2 separate regions of the Homo sapiens genome follow, and region 2 is linked to region 1. A link is a contact called in ENCODE Hi-C data. All regions are on one chromosome and are shown on one strand. The core of a region is the stretch at or near the end of the contact, and the rest is flanking DNA. Distances in the headings are between cores, read along the strand shown.

Evidence for each region. Hi-C counts contacts between places; a loop is a spot of excess contacts on that map. Pooled maps may share reads with other maps.
Region 2: a loop to region 1 is called in a pooled map of psoas muscle, with 2.3 times the contacts of the local background. The contact joins the promoter of CENPS here to the enhancer-like site in region 1. A Hi-C loop is called at or near these places in 2 of 50 pooled maps.

What each region holds. Positions count from the first base shown.
Region 1 is chr1:9,752,083-9,755,069 of GRCh38, reverse strand. The region is part of intron 4 of CLSTN1 (calsyntenin 1); the gene reads left to right. Among named protein-coding and RNA genes, the nearest start is that of PIK3CD-AS2, 66 kb to the right of the region's middle. Within about 2 kb of position 1,634, at least 2 of the 41 ENCODE cell types and tissues checked have a DNase peak (open chromatin) inside an H3K27ac peak, as active enhancers do.
Region 2 is chr1:10,428,683-10,431,689 of GRCh38, reverse strand. CENPS (centromere protein S) reads right to left here and starts at 1,257. Exons shown (of 5, transcript NM_199294.3): 1 at 1,122-1,257. The coding sequence starts at 1,172. CENPS-CORT (CENPS-CORT readthrough) reads right to left here and starts at 1,257. Exons shown (of 4, transcript NM_199006.3): 1 at 1,122-1,257. The coding sequence starts at 1,172. RefSeq lists an enhancer at 610-659 and a silencer at 910-1,159.

The DNA.
Region 1 (2,987 bases), core at 385-2,884:
GTGTGTGCGCAGAACGAAAATAGTAGTGACTATTGCCTGCTCCCCAAGACTGTTTTTGAAATAGGCAGAAGATAGTTCTCAAGTGTCTACAATTAGATTGTAAACACTTGGAGGGCAGGAATCATGTCTCTCTACCCTTGTATACAGTTTCTAGCAAGAGCCTTGCTCACATTAGGCATATTAGGTTTTTTGGGGTTGTTTTTGTTTGTTTTTTGAGATGGAGTTTTGCTCTTGTTGCCCAGGCTGGAGTGCAATGGCATGATCTTGGCTCGCCGCAACCTCCGCCTCCTGGGTTCAAGCGATTCTCCTGCCTCAACCTCCCACATAGCTGGGATTACAGGCATGCGCCACCACGCTCAGCTAATTTTGTATTTTTAGTAGAGATGGGGATTCTCCATGTTGGTCAGGCTGGTCTCAAACTCCCGACCTCAGGTGATCCGCCTGCCTGGGCCTCCTAAAGTGCTGGGATTATAGGCGTGAGCCGTACCTGGCCTTTTTGTGTTTTGTTTTTGAGATGGAGTTTCGCTGTTTCACCCAAGCTGGAGTGTAGTGGCACGATCTTGGCTCATTGGAACCTCCGCCTTCCGGTTTCAAGTGATTTTTCTGCCTCAGCCTCCCGAGTAGCTGGGATTACAGGTGCCTGCCACCACGCCTGGCTAATTTTTGTATTTTTAGTAGAGACGGGTTTCACCATGTTGGCCAGGCTGGTATCAAACTCCTGACCCCATCATTCACCTGCCTCGGCCTCCCAAAGTGCTAGGATTACAGGCGTGAGCCACCACACCCGGCCTAGGTTTTTAATAAATGAATGAGTGAATAATTTTATCACACCAAATACTCTATTAAAGAAGTAAAGGCCCTACATTAAAAATTGAAAAAGTCTGCTTCTCCCTTAGGAAGGTTATTTTGTTGTCATATTTATCTTTTGCTGTAATTCCTAAGGGCATAAACTTAATCATTGTTGGCCAGGTGCAGTGGCTCACACCTATAATCCCAGCACTTTGGGAGGCTGAGGTGGGAAGATTGCTTGAGCCTAGGAGTTTGAGAGCAGCCTAGACAATGTAGGAGATGCCATCTCTACAAAACATAAACAGCCAGGTATGGTGGCACATGCCTGTGGTCTCAGCTACTTGGGAGGCTAAGGCGGGAGGATTGCTTGAGCCCGAGAGGTTGAGGCTGCAGTGAGCCATGATTGTGCCACTGTACTCCAGTCTGAGTGTCAGAATGAGACCCTGTCCCTAAAAAACAATAACAACAAAAATTGGCCAGGCACGGTGGCTCACGCCTGTAATCCCAGCACTTTGGGAGGCCGAGGCAGGCAGATCACCTGAGGTGATTTTCACCTGAGGTCAGGAGTTCATGACCAGCCTGGCCAACATGGAGAAACCCTGTCTCTACTAAAAATACAAAATTAACCAGGCATGGTGGCACGCGCCTGTAGTCCCTGCTTCTCGGGAGGCTGAGGCAGGAGAATCACTTGAACCTGGGAGGTGGAGGTTGCACTGAGCCAAGATCACATCATTGCACTCCAGCCTGGGCAAAAAGAATGAAACTCCGTCTCAAAAAAAAAAAAAAATTAGTCACTGCTGGTGGAAGTAGGCTGGCTCGCTGCCACAATCCTGAGTGTGTTGCTGCACCTCCTGCCAGTTAGGAACTGCAGTTGTAGCAGAGAGGGCTTTGGACAAGACAACATAGAACAGGGGTCGCCATACCTCAGGACGTGGGCCAGTACTGGTCCGTGGCCTGTTAGGAACCAGGCCACACAGCAGGAGGTCAACAGCATGTGAGCGAGTGAGCATTTCTGCCCGAGCTCCACCTCCTGTCACATCAGCAGCGGTATCAGATTCTCACAGGAGCGCGAACCCTGTTGTGAACTGAGCATGCCAGGGATCTAGGTTGTGCGCTCCTTATGAGAATCGACTGCCTGATGATCTGAGGTGGGGCATTTTCATCCCAAAACCATCCTCCCACCCCCATCTGTGGAGAAATTGCCTTCCATGAAATCAGTCCTTGGTGCCAAAAAGGCTGGGGACTGCTGGTGTTCTCAAGTCCAGTGTCTTCTACAATTAGATTGTAAGCTCTAGTCTTTTCTAGAGCTCTAGTCTTTTCTCCACCACTTGCTAGCCCTTTGGCATTGTGCAAATTTAATTTTGTTGAGTCTGTTTCTTTTTCTTTTGTTTTATTTATTTATTTATTTACTTATTTTTTGAGGCAGAGTCTCGCTCTGTCACCCAGGCTGGAGTGCGGTGGCACAATCTCGGCTCACTGCAACCTCCACCTCCAGGGTTCAAGCGATTCTCGTGCCTCAGCCTCCCAAGCAGCTGGGATTACAGGCACGCTCCACCACACCTGGCTAATTTTTGTATTTTTGGTAGAGACGGAGTTTCACCATGTTGGCCAGGATGGTCTTTAACTCTGACCTCTGGTGACCCTCCTGCCTCAGCCTCCCAAAGTGCTGGGATAGGTGTGAGCCACCACACCCGGCCCTGAGTCTCAGTTTCTACTTAGCACATCTACTAAAGAAGGGTATGTGGGCGAGATGGTGTCACATAACCCATTGTGAGGGTCAGACCGATGGCACTGGGATGAGGAGGCTCATGGTGAGCAGAAGGTGCAGTGCCCCAGTGAGTCTCTTCTCTTTTTCCACAGTGTAATGTTATTGTTTCCCTTGAAAAGGTCAGATTTTGACCAAAGTCCTTGACTGATTCAGAAGCATGCCCTGACCATTAGCCCTTGAAACCTACAGTTTTTTTTATTTGTAGCCAGGTCTGATGACACCCTAATTTTCTTGATAACTGAGCTGGGGTATTGGCAGGTGGCAACGGCCTGCCTCTCCTGAACTCTTCCATTTGTTGAATCAGGACCAGGTGATGCCATGGACTCCAGCCTATTCCCTAGAAGTAGGACAGAATTCGTTTGAACTCTCAGAATCAAACCATTTCATGCTTTCTCTGTTTCATACCCCTTCTTCCCTTGGCTCTATTTTT
Region 2 (3,007 bases), core at 8-2,507, 680 kb before region 1:
TTGAGAGGGGGTTTCCATGTTGGCCAGTCTGGTCTCGAACTCCTGACCTCAAGTGATCTGCCCACCTCGGCCTCCCAAAGTGCTGGAATTACAGGCGTGAGCCACCGCGCCCAGCCAATGCCTTGTTTTTGGGAGATGTGTACTAAAGAATTAAAATGTAAAGGCGAAGTGTCAAAATATCTGCAATTAATTCTCCAATCGCGGGGCTGGGAGGGAAGCATGGGAGCAAACAGAGCAAAATGCTAACTAGTGGTGAATCAAGGTGACGGGCATCTGGGCATTCTGTACCGTGTTCTTGCAACTTTTCTGAAGGTTTGAACTTCTCAAAAGACAAGGGGCAGGGTAGACAGCTGCTGCAGTGTAACTTTGTAGAGAGGAAACTCCCGCGTCTGGAGCTCATTCCCGCGTTTCTTCAGTCCGTCCTCTTTAAGGTCGCCACTCCGGGTCTTGCTTTTAAGCCTCTTCACGGCAACGTTCTCAGCCTCTGACGCCCCATATGCCCGGCGCTGATGAAAGGAACGAATGGGATGCCCGCAGCTACCCTGACAAGTGATTATTCTTATGACGATTTTGCAGAGAAGAAAATTGCGTCTGGGCCGAGTCGATACGATCACAAGTTGGCGGGGCAGAGATTCGAACCCACATCTAAGGACGAGCTCTGGGCCTGACTGGTCCGCACCGCGTCCCTGCATCAGTAACGAGGGGTCGACGCCTCCAGGGCCAGCGTTCCAGAGCTCCGGCCCGAACCGCCCACCGCGTACGGGCGTCACCTGGAATGTCTAATGCCGACGTTGTACCCTCACGAAAACCCCATCTGAGAAGGGGAAACCGAGGATTCATCGCAAGGCCAGAAGGTGGCCTCTCGCCGCCGGACCCCGGCGCCCGCACGCTCCCCTAGAACCGCTTCCTCCCCAGCCAGCGCAGGCCAGGGTCCAGCCGCGTTGCCGCGGAAACCGCCTCCCAGCACCACCCGCGGCAGTTAAGCCAACGCATGCGCAGCCGCGGGGGGCGCCCGGGGGCGGGGTGCCGATGAGAAGCCGCCGGGGGCTGCCGGGTACTTTTCTGTCCAGAAACTCGACGCCGTCCTGCCCCAGCCCAGCCCGACCCCCGTTTTCCTGTACCTGTTGGTAAGAGAATCGCTGCTGCTCCTCGGTCTCCGCCTCCTCCTCCATCACTGCGGGCCGACCCTGGGCAAACGCAGGAGGGCCGAGAAGGGGCGGTGGTGCGCGGCCAGGTCGGATTTTCCCGCCGCGGCGCGAGCGACGGGCCGCGCGGGCGGACAAAGTACGCAGCTCCGCCCTGCCTCGCGCGCCCCCTGGCGGCGCTCCGTTGAGGGGATTCCGCCGTCGGCCTCCAGCCAGCCCCCTGCTCAGCTTGCTCTGCGGAGGTGGCCGGGCGACGCGGGGACATGACCACCGAGGTCACTGCTGCACCCCAGAGCCTGATTCAGCGCCTGGCACAACGCTGAGCACCACTCTCCGCGAAACACGTGTGCGCATAGGTGCAAAGCGTGTTCCAGTCGGGTGTAGAGGATGCGTAGCCCACGATTTACAGATCATGTAACGCAGTACACATTATCAGGAGCTCCATGCACCTGTACCTCAGGTGTATCTTGCAAAATCGACCATCAACTTTATCATTCTATCACCAACAATAGCGTCACAAAGACTACAATGAGTGAACGACCCGTGACCTCATTCAGCGAGTGGAACAGGAACTGCGTTGTTGCCATTGGCAGGAGTATAGTTCTGACACAAGTGTTACTGTTTTTCCTTTATGTTAACGATGAAGTGAGACCATCAAACCCAATTTTGGTTTGTTTTTATTGTAGTTTTTTGAGAGGCAGGGTCTCACTCTGCCGCCCAGGCTGGAGTGCAGTGGCACCACCAAGACTCACTGTAACCTCCACCTCCTGGGCTCAGGTGATCCTCCCACTTCAGCCTCCCAAGTAGCTGGGACCACAAGCCTGCATCAGCGCACCTGGCTAATTTTTATTTTTTGTAGAGACCAGGTCTCACTATGTTGCCCAGGCTGGTATCAAACTCCTGGCTTCAAACAATCATCCCACCTCAGCCTCCCAAAGTGCTGGAATTACAGGTGTGAGCCACCATGCCCTGCCTGTATTTCTAGGTTTTTGTTTTATTATTTTTTATTGCCTATATTTCTGTATTCTGCATTTGTCACAAGCAGGTGCTACTTTCAGAACGAAGGAAAGCACATAAAGCCACTCCTTGTCTTCCTTTCCCAGGGACGTCCCTCAAGTTCCCTAAGCTTGCCAGGGGCTGAAACCCAGATCAAAGCTTTTTGGAGGAATCAGCCTTCTGAGGACTTTCCTCTGCATCTGCTCAGTGGGTGGCATCTGGAAATGACAGGCACTTCTCGCCTCTGTCCACTGCTCTCTGTGGGCATCCCAGTCTACCTGGACAGTCCTCCTGCCCAAGCAGGGCAAGCCTCTGACGGATTCCCCTAATGGGCAGCATGGGGCTGGGCAGGGCAGGCCATCCAGAGTGAGACCAAGCCTGCAGCAGGAGAGAAGGCCGGTCGCTGGTTGGTGAGCAGCCCCATTTAGAGCACACTGTGGCTGCAAAGCCCAGCTCCCTCCCTTGAGCCTGGTGACCCCAAGCAAGTCACAGGACGTGGCCAAGCTTCATGTCCCTTATTTATCAACTGGGGACAGTAGTTCCAACTTCACAGGGCAGGTGTCAGGTTTTAAACAATTGCCTCACATAAGAGCTAAAGAAATTGTAACAATTCGTCCCAGGAAGTTCCTGTGCTTTGTACCTGTGTGTTCCCTCATTTTAAAGCAGTTGCTTCCCAGGATTAAAGAACAGTATTCCAGTGACATGTGTGCAATACAGAGGCACTTAAGAGCCTCAGAGGCTAGGAGCAGTGGCTCATACCTGTAATTCCTGCACTTTGGGAGGCCGAGGCAGGTAGATCACTTGAGGTGAGGAGTTCAAGACCAGCCTGGCCAACATGATGAAACCCTGTCTCTACCAAAAAATAC